2 separate regions of the Homo sapiens genome follow, and region 2 is linked to region 1. The links are chromatin loops, found by intact Hi-C in ENCODE. Cell type or tissue: gastrocnemius medialis. All regions are shown on one strand. Each heading gives the region's core, and the rest is flanking DNA. Links, peaks and the distances in the headings are about the cores only.

What was found. Hi-C counts contacts between places; a loop is a spot of excess contacts. Peaks named below come from ENCODE experiments on the same cell type or tissue, not always from the same donor. Only the 100,000 strongest peaks of a DNase experiment are listed, where the experiment ranks them.
Region 2: a loop joins it to region 1, with 2.0 times the contacts of the local background. A loop is called at or near these places in 1 of 110 quality-filtered maps.

Annotation. Positions count from the first base shown.
Region 1 is chr5:79,825,620-79,832,808 of GRCh38, forward strand. No RefSeq gene overlaps it. Among named protein-coding and RNA genes, the nearest start is that of LINC01455, 110 kb to the right of the region's middle. In gastrocnemius medialis, for the core only: a CTCF peak has its summit at 3,860; no DNase peak of the experiment used is centred there; H3K27ac peaks cover 1,164 bases.
Region 2 is chr5:79,784,747-79,791,935 of GRCh38, forward strand. CMYA5 (cardiomyopathy associated 5) reads left to right here. Exons shown (of 13, transcript NM_153610.5): 10 at 4,225-4,358; 11 at 6,224-6,323. Among named protein-coding and RNA genes, the nearest start is that of CMYA5, 99 kb to the left of the region's middle. In gastrocnemius medialis, for the core only: no CTCF peak of the experiment used is centred there; a DNase peak (open chromatin) is centred at 2,935; H3K27ac peaks cover 5,000 bases.

The DNA of each region.
Region 1 (7,189 bases), core at 1,183-6,182:
AAAGTGCTGGGATTACAGGCGTGAGCCACCGGGCCCAGCCAGATATTGTTGTAAATGTTGTTTTAAAGTCTTTTGAAAGAAATAATGGCCCTGAGTGGTGGTTCACACCTGTAATTCTAGCACTTTGGGAGGCCAAGGTGGGAAGATTTCTTGAGACCAGAAGTTCAAGGCTGCAGTGAGCTGTGATCACATCATTGCACTCCAGCGTGGGTTAGAGGGAAAGGGAAGGGGAGGGGAGAGGAGGGGAGGGGAAGGGAAGGGAAGGGAAGGGAAGGGAGAAGGAAGGAAGGAGAAGGGAAGGAAAGAAGGAAAGAAGGGAAGGAAGGAAGGAGGAAAGAAAGAAAGAAAGAGAGAGAGAAAGAAAGAAAGAGAAGAAAGGAGGGAGAGAGAGAGAGAAAGAAGGAAGGAAGAGAGAGAGAAGGAAGGAAGGAAAGAGAGAAAGAGAAGGAAGGAAAGGAAGGAAGAAAGAAAGGGAAGGAAGGAAGACAAGAAAGAAAAGAAAGAAAGATCATCATGTTTGGTGCTTAATCAAAAGTTCCATACATTTTAATTTTTTAAAAAATAGATATGCTAGTTGAACAGTGTTGTGACATGCAAGTTCAATGCTATATACCAGAGGCAGAATGGATCAGGGCCAATGAAGACAAGGGCCTTCACCCCTGCCACCCTCATCTCTAGCCTGGGCCTAGCTTGGACTGCTATGAGAGCCTTCAGCTGGTCTTCCTGCCTCCTGTCTTGCCCTCTTCCAATCCATCTTCTGCACTATGCCTCAGAGTGACCTCTCTAAAATACAACCTAATCATATCACTCTCTTGCTGAAACTATTGGTAGCAACTCACTGACCACAGCATAGATTCAAAACTCCTTAGCATCCCTGTCCTCTTCTCTGTCCTTCTCTCTAGTAGTTCCCCTCCTAACAGACATTCAAGCTCTAATGATTGCTTCTTACCTTAGCTCATCAGGCCACTTCATCTCTGTGTCTTTGCTAGCAGTTCGCTTCTGCCTAGAATGTCCTTCTCCCCTTCCTTCTCTACTTAGAGAACTTCACCTCAATGCTCGAGGTTCAAAGCAGGCCGGGCCCAGTGGCTCCCAGCAATTTGGGTGGCCAAAATGGGAGGATCACTTGAGGTCAGGAGTTCAAGACCAACCTGGTCAACATAGGGAGACCCCATCTGTATATTTAATAAAAAAAAAGATTTTCCTCATACTCCCGGTTAAAACTGATCATCCCTATGATGATGTCTCACTCCTTCTTGCACACTTATCATAACACCTATAATATTTTATTGCACTTATTTATATACAAATTTATGTTAGAGAAATCAGTGGTTTTCAAACTTTAATGCATATAGTTTGCATTGAGACTTATCCAGTGTATAAGACTCATCCAAGAAATTTCTTTAAAATGCAGAATTCCTTGGCTTCACCCTCAAAGATTCTGCTTCAGTAGGCTGGCATCAGAGGGTTTCACAGACACTCCTGAGCCTAAGGAAAGCTTATGCTAAAGAAGGTCTGTCTTTACCTGAGTGAGGCACCATTTTGCCAAGGACAGAGGGCACTGCTGGTTTGTTCCACCCGCTTCTCCCCAATCATTGACTCACAGGAGTATGAGCTTGAGAGGTCCCAACACCCCCTTCTTCCCCTCCTACTCTCTCAGGGGTAAAATATGCAAAACTCATTTATATTCCCACAAGTAGGTGAGAATAACATTCTGGGCCATCACCATTCAATAATGGAAGCTTTGTGCAAAGTAGTGACAGGTGAGAGGAATGATTTCATTTTTCACTTTGACAATTGGGTGAAGCAGATTCCTGGCAGTTCTGCAAAGGTTTTATGCCCACATAGTTACCCAAGGGATCTGCTTAGCAACCAAGAGATGCTGCAAGGAGAAGAAAACAGCAGCGGTGTCTTGTAACTGAGATGCTGGAGTACAGAGAGGAGAGAGGGGACAGCCCTGCCTAGGGGCTACTGCTTGTTCTCTGGTCTCCAAAGAGACTGGTCCTGAATGTCCCAGCCCCTCTCCCCTACCCAGAGCCCATGCAGAGCTCACCGTGCTGGAAGCATCGTTCCCCAAGGGGCCTGGCTATGCTTTACTAGATTGCTTCTTTGTACAACTGTTTTTTCTAAGTATAAAATTCAACCTATTTGTTGAAAGTTTTGAGGGAGTTCAATAAATAGCATCTTCTTCTATGCCTGGGTTTTGTAATGAGAAATAGACCAAAAAGGAGGCATTTGGCAAAGTAAATATGACCAGTTCCCTAATAAAGCTGATATTGCAGAATGAGGTTTGTATCTCCAGGCAAGGGGGCTTTTTAATATTGAACTCCAGAATGGAATTTAACCCCCTAAACAACAGCCCCTCCAATCCTCCCCGTCTCCCACAGAGCAGGGCCCTACCCTCTAATACTACCACGAGCTAAGACCATCCAGAAGACTTGCTCTTGGCTGGTAGGTTGACTCCCTAGAGGAAGGGGAGTGGCGGGATTTGGGCAATCCCAGTGTCTCTCCTACACCACCAAACTAGTAACTCTTTCAGCCTCTCAGGGCAGAGTGAGTCAGGGGCCTATAAAAACCTCAGGGTTACCTTCCCAAGGCAGGAAACATCAGACTTGAATCCAGGCATTTCCCCCAACCCAATCATGTTTACTGTTAAAAGCTTTGGGAAATACATGAAAAGTAAAAGAATAAAATACAAATTGTAAGATATACTATATTTTTTCTATTCTAAGGCACATATCTCTTACTTTATCATATTTCTTAAATCAGGACAGGTTTTATAATTGATGCATGTTTAATGTTCTATTATTATTTCTTCTTAAAAGACTTTTGTTAAGCATCCAGTGCCTCTTTGAGTTGTTAGTATCTTGGAAATAAAGAAATATGGTAAATTTAATTTTTTTCTTAAAAGATAGCTATTATACTAGCGCATCTTCCTGTGCCAATAAGTAGTGAAGACTTGTTGTATAATAACTACAAAATATCTCATCATCTGGATGTACTAGAATACACTCAACTCATCTCTACTCCTTGGCATTTAAGTTGTTGTTTTGCTTTGTTTTAGTATTGTAGATAAATTTCCTTGTGTCTAAATCATTGCTCCAAATATGATTTCTTCCCCTTAATAACAGGTCCTCCACTTCAGCATATTAGCCTTTTTAAATCTCTTGGCTTCCTATGTCCATATTGTCCCTCAAAGAAGTTATCCAGCTTCACTTCTCATCGGTATTGCCTGAGAATCCTCTTAGGCAATTGTGCTGAGAATTGTCTCTCAGCACAGTCGGCAGCTCTGAATATGATAGGGCTCTGTTATAAGGTGGCTAGTCTTTTTACACATTCAAAGGTTGTCCATCTTCATGTTTATCCTGTCACTCCTTGTCAACCCTCCCTCCTTCAAGTTCAGTCCAGAGCGTCCTGGAAGAAAATGAACAAGCGCAGAGGACAGGGTCAAGCACACACATGCTCATTGTTGTCACCAAGCTTTGCCACCAGATCCAACACAGTACCATACAGTGCGCTGCTAGGCTAGGCTGGCTGATGTGGAGAGTGGTTTTGCCTAGGTGAGAGACAATCCCACAGCCAAAGCAGGCAAAGAAGCGCCCACAGACAGCCTCCCCTCTGTCTATACCCATGGCACGGAGGCACCACGGAGCGAGCACTGCCCAGGCAGTGGCAGGCACAGCATTTGTCTGGATGCCTGGAGCATGCTGGTTTTGTCCCTCCCTGCACCCCCTTCTCTCTCTCTTTACCCCACTGTTCAGGATTGGAAGGACCTGCTTCCTCTGGAGGCCAAGGAGCATCACTGATGTGGTTGCTGGGCTGTGTTTTGGTCTCCAACGAGCCCTCCAGAGGCGGCAAGGGGAGGTGCAGGCCTGGGTTGGATGGTGCCACGCAGCACATCTTAAGCAGCAGCTACTCTGGAACAGGCAGCACTAAGTGCTGGAGGAAAGACAAGATCTCATTTCTGTTGAGAGCTGCTTATGGCAGTGGTTCCACGGAACCCGTCCCCATTCCGACCCATCTGCTCGGTCCTTGGGTATAGGCAGGGGACTCTGCTGGGGAGGAGCACCATGAGCTCGCTCCTCAGAACCATGGGCAGAAGCAGATTGGACCGTCGCAAATGCAAACCTGGGTGTTTAGTAGAGAAAAAAATCTTTTCAACTCTTGGCTCTCCAGAGAATAATGTACCAAAACAAAATGGATCCTGAGGACATCTCTCAGCGGGGTGACTTCTACCCAGGTTAAGTAGAAAATTCCAGGAGCTTAATATGCCCAAATCACAACTTATTGTTTACCTGCTTCTCCACTGGGGTAGAGATCCTCTTGGGAGCTTCAGGTCAAGTGTTTTAGAGTAGAATTTGGTTGGACTGTTCTGGGTTAGATGGCTCACAGATGGGCTAAGCTCCTTCAAGCTATGGCAGTTTATGTTTAAGCAGTGTCTAGAATTAAGGGGGCTTATAGGATTTCCCAGCCAGGTAATGCCCTAGGGTAGGGCTCACTGGTAAAAGAGCCCAAGGAGAATTCCCAAGGGTCACTGCCAGGACAGTGGATTTAGACAGGAGAGAAGGGCAGTTTGAATGGCCAGTCTCTAAGGTCTCGGGGTCTAAGGAAGAGACTCTTTCTTGAAATAGGGCAGGAGAGCAGAGTGTTTGATTTGCAATCGTGGGGCAGATTCTGCAAATCAGGCAGATTGCCCTCTCTGAGGGCATTCCCCTCAGAGAGACTACAGCCTTCCCTGGGGCTTTCCTTCAAAGGGACTCAAAGGAGATTTGGAGGGAACTCTCCAAGGGTCAACATCTTATCAGTCCAGTAGGGCTCTGAGAGTTGACCCAGTCATTTTATTCAACCCTGGCAGAGCAGAGAAGATTGGGGAAGTTGAGTCAGACACAATCCCATGCCCCATAGATCCTCACAGGAGAGGCAGAAAGGGGGCCCATGGGCTTATTTTTCCTGAGGTTCCATCTGTACAATGAGACTTCCTGCCTGGGGGCAGGGTGGGGGAATAACCTGAGGGTCTCTCCAGCCAGCGGGGAGAGGAACTTGGTCAAGTCCCCTGAACTGGGTTGGTCGCTGTGTTAGGAGAATGGGGGGAGCCTGCAGAGTCAGCTGGAGGGAAAGTGGCTTTCTGTGTTGGGGCTTCCCCACTATCGACACTGCAGAGGCTGTACCTTCTGCCCACCATTTGAAAGAGACATCATGGAACGTAAAAAAAAAAAAAAAAAAAAAGAAGAACTCAAAGGTAATAAGGAAGATTTAAATCCTATAATCAAAGAAAACTAAGAAGTTAAGATGGGCTGAAAGCCAAACATTTTAAACAAGAAAAGACATTTAAAAATAAGCTTTAACATAAGCAAGTTTGTTTAATATTTCAATATAAAAAAGGAAGAAAAAAACCTAAAAATAAGTTTGTTTTTTAAAATGACAGAAATAAAAGGCCTCAAGTTCAAAAAGTAAAATTTAAGAAATTTTTAATCTATGAAGTTGGAAGAAGAGTTAAAATCCCAATGAAAGAACATTGAGTTTTTTTTTTTTTTTAAGACAAGATACAACTAGATGAGATTTAAAATAAGATAAATGGCTGGACTCCAATAAAGATTAAAAACCTAAAAATGAAGCTATACATGATTAAAATAAAAACCAAGAGCCATTGAGGCGAAAGTTAAAAACATGTTAGTAAGTGAAGCTAACAATATCGTAAGAATTGTAAACACTATAAAATAAAAAGAAAAAAATCCAAGATAAAGTGAAAGTGAAGAGTTTTTAAATTTGGAGAGAGGGTAAAAGACCAACAGGCTGAGGACCAAGCAGCAGGCAACGCCTTCCAACGGCGTGCAGGTCCCAGGCACTCCTGCTTCTCCTGGGGAGTTGCCTCCAGGTCAATGGGGGGTCATTTATTTTGTGGGGTGAAGAGTCAAGAGGCAGGAAATCAAGAGCTCCTCTCCCCCTCCTTGTCCTAGACATCGTCCCCAGAGGCTCACGCCTTGGTCTGACTCTGATGGTAATTCTCCTTGCTCCTCCATTCATGGAGGTGCAGAAGGAAAATAATTTTTCAGAGCTGCTGCAGCCATGAGTCAGGGGAAACTGTCTTAGATCCTGCTGGGCCCCGCCTCCCCACAGGAAAAAGGAGAAGACATGGAAATGGGTGGAGAGAAAATCAAACATGGATTGAGGGTACACTGTCTAGAACTGTGAACCGTTCACTTCAAACGCCTTCTTTTTGTGTCTTCTGCATCAGAACCTGAATACCAGTGGCAGGAAGTTCATCTTCTGCAAAGTTGCTAAAACTATCCCATATGTAATTATATATTCTTACTGTATTGGCTCAAAATTGTGCAGAATAAAGTGTAACCTAAAGAGAAACCAAAAATAGTTACTTGATTTCCTTTGCCAAATTGCCTTGAAAAATGTAAATGCGTGAAACTTTAAAATTAGGTAATCAGCTAACAAGTATTTGTTGAGTATCCTGTGTTGGGAGCCTGGCAAGCTTCCCTGGAAGCAATGAAGACAGACTTCCTGGCCTCAGCTGGGCACAGAGGGCCACGAGCTGAGTGCAGGCTGGTGTTCATTACTGTGACCTACTTTTCATCAGTCTGATAGCCAAACAATATAGTGTGTGGATGCTTGTTCCTCTAGGATCTCTCTTTGGCCCACTACTAAGGCATCCAGGTTTGTTTGTTTGTTTTTGTTTTTCTTTGAGAAGATATCATTACCGCAAGCAAGTGGGGATTCTATAGAAGTGCTGTGCTTTATATCTACTCCTTAACTTGCATCCTTCTGCCTCAGACCATGCTGCAGGTCTGATTACACAGCCTCAACGGCAGCAGGTAGGATCCTCTTGGAAGAGCTTGGATGACATTTTAAAATTAATCTCTGACTTTCATGTTTCTGTTTATTATTGTGTGTCTTAGTTCATTCAGGCTGCTTTAACAAAATACCTGAGACTGGATAATTTACAAACCACAGAAATTTACTGCTCACAGTTCTGGAGGCTGGGAAGTTCAAGATCCAAGTGCTAACAGATTCAGTGTCTGGTGAGGGCTCACTCTCTGCTTCATAGATGATGCCTTCCTGCTGAGTACTCACATGGTGGAGGGGGCAAACAAGCTCCCTCAGTTCCACACAAATCTGGGAAGAACACCTACTTCCAGCACTGTGGACACATTTCATTACCTGCACTCAGAAACAGTGTGCT
Region 2 (7,189 bases), core at 1,027-6,026, 41 kb before region 1:
GGTGAGGCAATGCCTCGCCCTGCTTCGGCTCGCTCACGGTGCGCGCACACACTGGCCTGCGCCCACTGTCTGGCACTCCCTAGTGAGATGAACCCGGTACCTCAGATGGAAATGCAGAAATCACCCGTCTTCTGCGTCGCTCACGCTGGGAGCTGTAGACCGGAGCTGTTCCTATTCGGCCATCTTGGCTCCCAGTAATTTCATTTTTAAAAACTAGGTATTTTATCATCTGGAATTTATCTCAGTAGATTGTGTGAAGTAGGAAATCCTACTTTTTTTTTTTTTTTAGTATGGCTATCTAGCTGTCCCATCAGGAAAACCCATCATTTTCCCTTCTGATCTGAAATACTTCCATTATTATACACTCAAGAGACTATATGTTTGGGTCTATTCCTGACCTTTATAATCTGTCTATTGATCCATCTATTTATGCCCCAGGACCATACTGGTTTTATTATTGTAGCTTTATAATTTAGAATTCCTGGTAGATTAGGTTGCCGCTTCCTGACTTTTTTTTTCTATTTGCTAGTTTGTATTTGATATGATCTTTAGAATCAGGATGCGTAGCCTCCTCCATCAGCCTGCTCCTGACTATTTGTTATTTTTAGAGATCATGTTAAATTTATAGATTAACTTAGGGAGAATTGAAATTTTTATGATGTTGCATTTTCCTATCCAAGAACTGATGTGCCTTTCCCTTCACTCAAGTCTTTTTTTGTTTCCCTCAGTAGCATCTTAAAAAATGTTCTTTATATAGATCTTATATCTTTATATATTTTTATGTCTGTCACTATTCTAAATAAGATTTTTCATTTTATCTCCTATCTAGTTGTTATTTGTATATAAAGGCTTTTGATTTCTTGTATCAGTTTTATATCTAGCCATCTTACTGAATTCTCTTATTATGTAAGAGTTTTTCAACTGATTTTCTTGGGTTCTCTAGATAAATGGTCCCATCATCTGCAAATGGTAGTAATTTTACCTCCTCCCTCCCAGTGTTTTTAACCTCATGTTTCTCTCTGACTTAATGGGAATGCTTTTAATATCCCCCTTAACCATTATGACCCCAATTATTTTTTACTTCGTAAAAATCCTTTTCAATTCCTACCAAAAATGATTCTGACCCCATTGTGCACCTTAGTCATGGCAAACTTTCCAGTTGCTCCTTGCCAAAACTCAAGAATAAAAGGGCCCAAGCTAGAGAGGCTGTCCTCACAAGCATCAGCTGCTGGGGGCTTCCACTCATTTTCCTCTGAAACAACAGAGAAAGAGACCATCTCTCATTCGCAGAGCAGCCCAAGGCCTTCTGAGGAGACAGTGAGTCTCCTCTAAGTCATTTCTCTCTGCTTTGTAGCAGTGGAGCTACCAAGGGTGAGATGAGCAGGTTGAGAGGCCTCTGAAGCCTGCTGGGCACAATGCTCTGTGATAAGTTTCAGCTCCACTGGAGCTTATCATCCACCAGCAATCGACTTCATGGCTGCTGCTCAGAGGCTCTAGGTGCTGCGCTGCTCACTGCCCTCACGTCTCTGGGACTTCCACACATAAAGCCATCTCTTTCCATTGCACTATGGCACTTGTAGGGAGGATCCCACACTTAGGGCCCAAAATGAGACCATTTGAGTCAAATTTCTAATTGTCTTTCAAATTTTATTATTGGCTGTAGACTTCCAATCATAGTCACATCAGTCGTGTTATTTACTGGTATAAAATCCCTAAGCACCAACTAAGTACCAACAATCGTGGCCTCATTTGCTGTCTGATCACTCACCTTAGTTTGGGTATTCTGTGAACTTGAATTCTACTGCAAACTATGCAATGCTTGTTATAAGTCATATGGACTTAGTTACAATTAGGACAAATTTTTGTTTCTAAAATTAAAAAAATCATAATCTCTGGAAGAGTGCTACTCTTTAGATCTCAAATTCCAGAATTTTTGAAGTTTTTGTTAGGCTAAAAAGCAGGGACAGCTGACATGAAGACTTTGGTGACATCTGAGTGGAGTCAGAATAAGTAGACAAGGAAACGAACCATTTGTTCTAACCTTTTTTGCTTTGTTCTTGGTGCTTGAGCATAAGGTGGCAACTTGTATACAATAAAACACCACCACATTTCGTATTACTTTTGTTTGCGTGCCTGCTGCTTTTATTTCACAGATTCAATGAGGACATTGTGCACATTTGTCAAATCTGCCTGACCTGTTTCATGCACTGAAAGCAGGACGGATCCCATATTTTGACTTCAGTACCATGTAAACCTTTATTCTTTAAATGAGCAATGAGACAGAGCATGCAGTTGACTATATATGTGGAATTTTCTCCTTGACAGACTTCATCATCTTAAGGGCAAACACTTACCTACAAAACAGTATCCTTGCTGTTTAACAACTGTGTTGTTATAAAATGAAGCCAGTGTGTTGTCTTTGTCTCTAAAGCTAAAATTTCCCCACCAATCCTTGTCACTTTTCCCCTTCCCACCCCCGCCTCCTCAACAAGCCCTCAGAATAACAGGCAGAGACAGGGCCTGGGCACATGATAAGTGATCAATACATATTTATTTAGGGAGCAAATGAAGTCTGAAATTCAGTTCAGGCTGACTATGCTTAGTGAGACAATAATTTTGTTACTAATTATAATTAATGTTCATTTAAAACATTTCTTCAGTCATCAATTCCAATAAGATAAGCAATACATCTACCCCAGAATAATATTCTAGATATTAGTCAGAAATTACATTCTCAATCATAGGACATGGTTTTTCATTAATTAACTGAAGCCTAATTAGTTGTCAGTGGACGTGGGACTCAGTGTCATTGATCCAGTCTGAGTGTATCTAAGGACAGTCCTCTCCTGAGGGCCTGGTCAGGTGATCAGTTCTAAAATAACAACCAATATGATTCAAGGAGTTTGCACTGACCTTTTCCAGACATTGGCACTAAACAGCAGTTACACAAGCAGGTCCAGGGTGTCCCCTTACCCCTGCCTTCTGAGGAGCACAACATGAGTTTTGTCCTTTTAGACATGGGGTCAGGGTGGGGTGGTTATTCTGTACAAATGTTTTGCTTTTAAGAAGTTTGAAATTTGTTTGTTTTCTGGGCCAAGAACATTTTTTCGTTTTTCTGGTTCTCCATGTTATTCTCTAAGACAGGTATTAGGAAGTGAAATAAGTCAGCAAAAGTAGAAATAACCTGGAAAAAAATTCATCTGTGGATGAACAGTGACCACTCTTGGATTCTGATGCTTTTGTGGTATATTCATCAATAACAAAAAAAAACAAAGACAAACAAAAAACCCTACCCTTCTGAGAATGAACATGAAGGCTATTGTACTATTGTATTCATTGACAATTATATCTCCTTGCAGGACTCTGGCTCTCCAGCACCCAGGTTAGGAACTTTCATTAGCAAGGAATCTAACTTGTAACTCTAAGGACTCTCCAAATGGAGGTTTAAAGAAAGAGCCCTGCTTGCTTTTTTTTTTTTTTTCTTAATTCATGCTCTAGGCTATGATATCAAACAGATTAAAGAGAATAGGAAAGAAGCACAAAACTATTCTAGCTTGTTGGCAGATTCAGAGAGCTCCGTCTTCAAATCCAGCAAGTCCATTTGTATTAAGTGGTGGGGCTGTTAACAGTGTACTTGCCAAGCCCACTGCCAATTAGACACCACTATCAGCATTTTTCTTTTAATTTAAATAGGCAATTTAGGAACAGCAACTTTGAGAATTTTTTTTTTTTTTTTTTGCAATTAGAATTCTCTTTTCTTGCCAAGATCGAGTTTGCTTTAAAAGATTTCATCTTCTTTAAAGATCTTTGGTTTCTATTAACTTTGGTGGCTTTAGCATGATGATCATGTACAAAATCATCGTAGATTGGTTTAATATCATCTTAATCCAAAAGTGCCCTCTGGCCAGAAATTGATAAAGAAAATGATATATTCTTGGAGATTCACTAACCACAAGAGTAGTCTGTTTTCTGAATTTTTTTAAGTGTCTGGTTCTGTTGCAAAGAGCATTCTGGAAGGCACATAATAGAAATTATTTGATAAAGTAATCTTAGTGGACAATGGCCATTTTGTAGGACCTGGCTTGCTAATCCAGTGGTCATAAAAGGGGAAGAAAATAAGTTATTTGTTGCTAATAAAAGATGTTCATTCACTACCAAATTGAAATAGGAATCATTTAGCATGTGGCATTATGTTTAAAATTATTATTTTCCTCTTGTATTTAGATCTTTCTCTGGAATCAAAGGACTCCAGCTGAAAGTTAACCTCCAACCCAATGATAACTACTTTTTCTATGTGAGGGCCATCAATGCATTTGGGACAAGTGAACAGAGTGAAGCTGCTCTCATCTCCACCAGAGGTACTTTCTCCTTTGCACACAGTGAGCTATTTCCAAGCTATTTCTTCCCTTCCACCCCTCAGAGAAGATGTCCTAGAGGGCAACTTTATAAACTCCCAACCTACTGTCAGTGGTAGGTTTTTGTCATGAGGACCCAAGGTTGGTCAAAGGTCAAGATATTTCTTTTGTTTTTCTGCTTTACAGGTTCTCAGCCTTGGCTACCTGTTAGCAATCAGCCAGGGTGCTTAAAAAATACTGTTTCCCTGCCTCCACTCCTGAAGATCCTGATTTAATTGATCTGGAGATGGGCTCAAACATTTATGTTTTTAGAAATCTCTCTAGATGATTTTTTTTTTTTTGAGACAGAGTCTCACTCTGTCGCCTAGGCTAGAGTGAAGTGGCATGATCTTGGCTCACTGCACCCTCTGCCTCCTAGGTTCAAGTGATTCTCATGCCTCAGCCTCTCAAGTAGCTGGAATTACAGGCACGTCCACCATGCCTGGCTAATTTTTGGATTGTTTTAGTAGAGATGGTTTTTGCCATGTTGGCCAGGCTGGTCTCAAAGTCCTGACCTCAGGTGATCTGCCCGCCTCAGCCTCCCAAAGTTCTGGGATTACAGGTGTGAGCCACCATGCCTGGCCTCTCCAGATGATTTTTATCAGACTCACAATGTGTTATAATTTGTGGATATGGTGTGTGTATGTGTGGTAGGTTGGGGATATTCTTTGAACTCTGTGAACAAGTTACCAGCCTTGTTCTGTTTATTCTTGATGCCTGGCACATAATTTGTGATAGTTAATGTTTGTTGAATGAATGACCAAAAGAGTAATTCAAGGAAGTGATAAAACTATTCAATGACATTTTTGGGAAAATACCTAGATGATGCCAACAAAAAATGTTTGTCTCTGCAATTTTTGTGAAAGGAAGTGAGGAATGGAAAGAGGACCATTTTATTATCTTATCCTAGACACAGAGCTGGCACAAGGTTGAGTGGGCGCAACAAGCGATCGGCTTACCCAGAAACATCTTGTGCTTTTGCCTCGTTTGTAAGATAGTCAGGGCCAGCCTGATGTTTATGAAGAGAAGATGCGAGGGCTGTCTTCCCAGCAGTGTTCTCCCCACAGTCCCAATATGGTGCCTGTCCTTCCATTGTTAGAGTCTCTCCTTTAGGTTATATCGGTGCATCCCCCATTTTTTTTTTTCTCGAATGGAGTCTTGCTCTGTTGCCCAGGCTGGAGTGCAATGGCACGATCTCGGCTCACTGCAATCTCTGCCTCTTGGGTTCAAGCTACTCTCCTGTCTCAGCCTCCTGAGTAGCTGGGATTACAGGTGCGCACCACCATGCCTGGCTAATTTTTTGTATTTTTGGTAGAGACGGGGTTTCACCATGTTGGCCAGGCTGGTCTCGAGCTCCTGACCTTGTGATCTGCCCACCTTGGCCTCCCAAAGTGCTGGGATTACAGGCGTGAGCCACCTCACCCGGCCTGTATCCCCCAATTTTAATATGCACACAGATTTCCTGAGGATCTTGTTAAAATACAGATTTGAAGTCAGGAGGGCTGCGGTGGGGTCCGAGAGTCTGAATTTGTAACTAGTTTCCAGGTGATGTAGATGCTGCTGGTGCAAGGAGCACACTGCACAGCAGATGAGCACTAATAGAGGGTACACCGTGAGGACGTGCCTATGGCACCACGTAGAGGTAACCAGCCACCGGCATCCACGAAGGCCTTATCATGAGTGAAGTTTTCAGCTGTGGATCTGAAGACACTTCGTGGGGGATTTTGACGTCAGGGGAAAGAGTCTAGGGTCTGAAATGTGGGGCTTAGCCTAGGGACAGCACTGGTCCTTGTGGCAATGTTTTAATACTATTTTCTCACCTGCAATAGGAACCAGATTTCTCTTGTTGAGAGAAACAGCTCATCCTGCTCTACACATTTCCTCAAGTGGGACAGTGATCAGCTTTGGTGAGAGGAGACGGCTGACGGAGTAAGTAGAAGAAGAAAGCACAAGTGGGCTGATGGCCCAGCAGTAGGGTCTTAGGGTGTGTCGCCTCAGGGTGGCCTCCGCTGAGCATATTCATGGTGCAGTGAACATGTCGGGATGTGGTCTCAAATATCAATGTGTGCACATCCACACTGTTCGGCTGTGGTTCCCTACCGAGCGATAGTTCATCACTTGGAGCAAGTGTCAATATTTTTATTGGAAATATAAGCACAGATGGTTTGGTTAAAACATTGGCTATTTTAAGGTATGATCTCTGGTTCAGTGGGGGAAAAAAAGGGTCCAGTAATTCTTTTATTATTTTTCTATAGCAAACCAGATATTTTATCAACCCTCTTGAAAAGGCATAGAAGAGGCTGGGCACAGTGGCTCACTCCTGTAATCCCAGCACTTTGGGAGGCCAAGGCAGGCAGATCATTTGAGTTCAGGAGTTTGAGACCAGCCTGGCCAACATGGTGAGACTCCATCTCTACTAAAAATACAAAAATTAGCCAGGTGTGGTGGTGCACGCCTGTAATCTCAGCTACTCGGAGGCTGAGGCAGGAGAATCACTTGAACCTCGGAGGTGGAGGTTGCAGTGAGCTGAGATTGTGCCATTGCACTCCAGCCTGGGAGTGAGACTCTGTCTCAAAAAAAAAAAAAAAAAAAAGGCATAGAAGAGAAGGACAGTTTATTGAGTTCCTAGTTTCTGGCCACAGAATCTTGCTTCCGTAGTAGCTCCCGCAAAAGGAAGCATCAAAGAAAAGAAGAGGCAAAGGCGGAGGATAGGGTGGAGGAAACTGCCCTGCAATTTGCCTGCAAGCTCTGGGGGTTATTTTGCAGAACAAAATGGCAAAATGGGAGAAGGTATG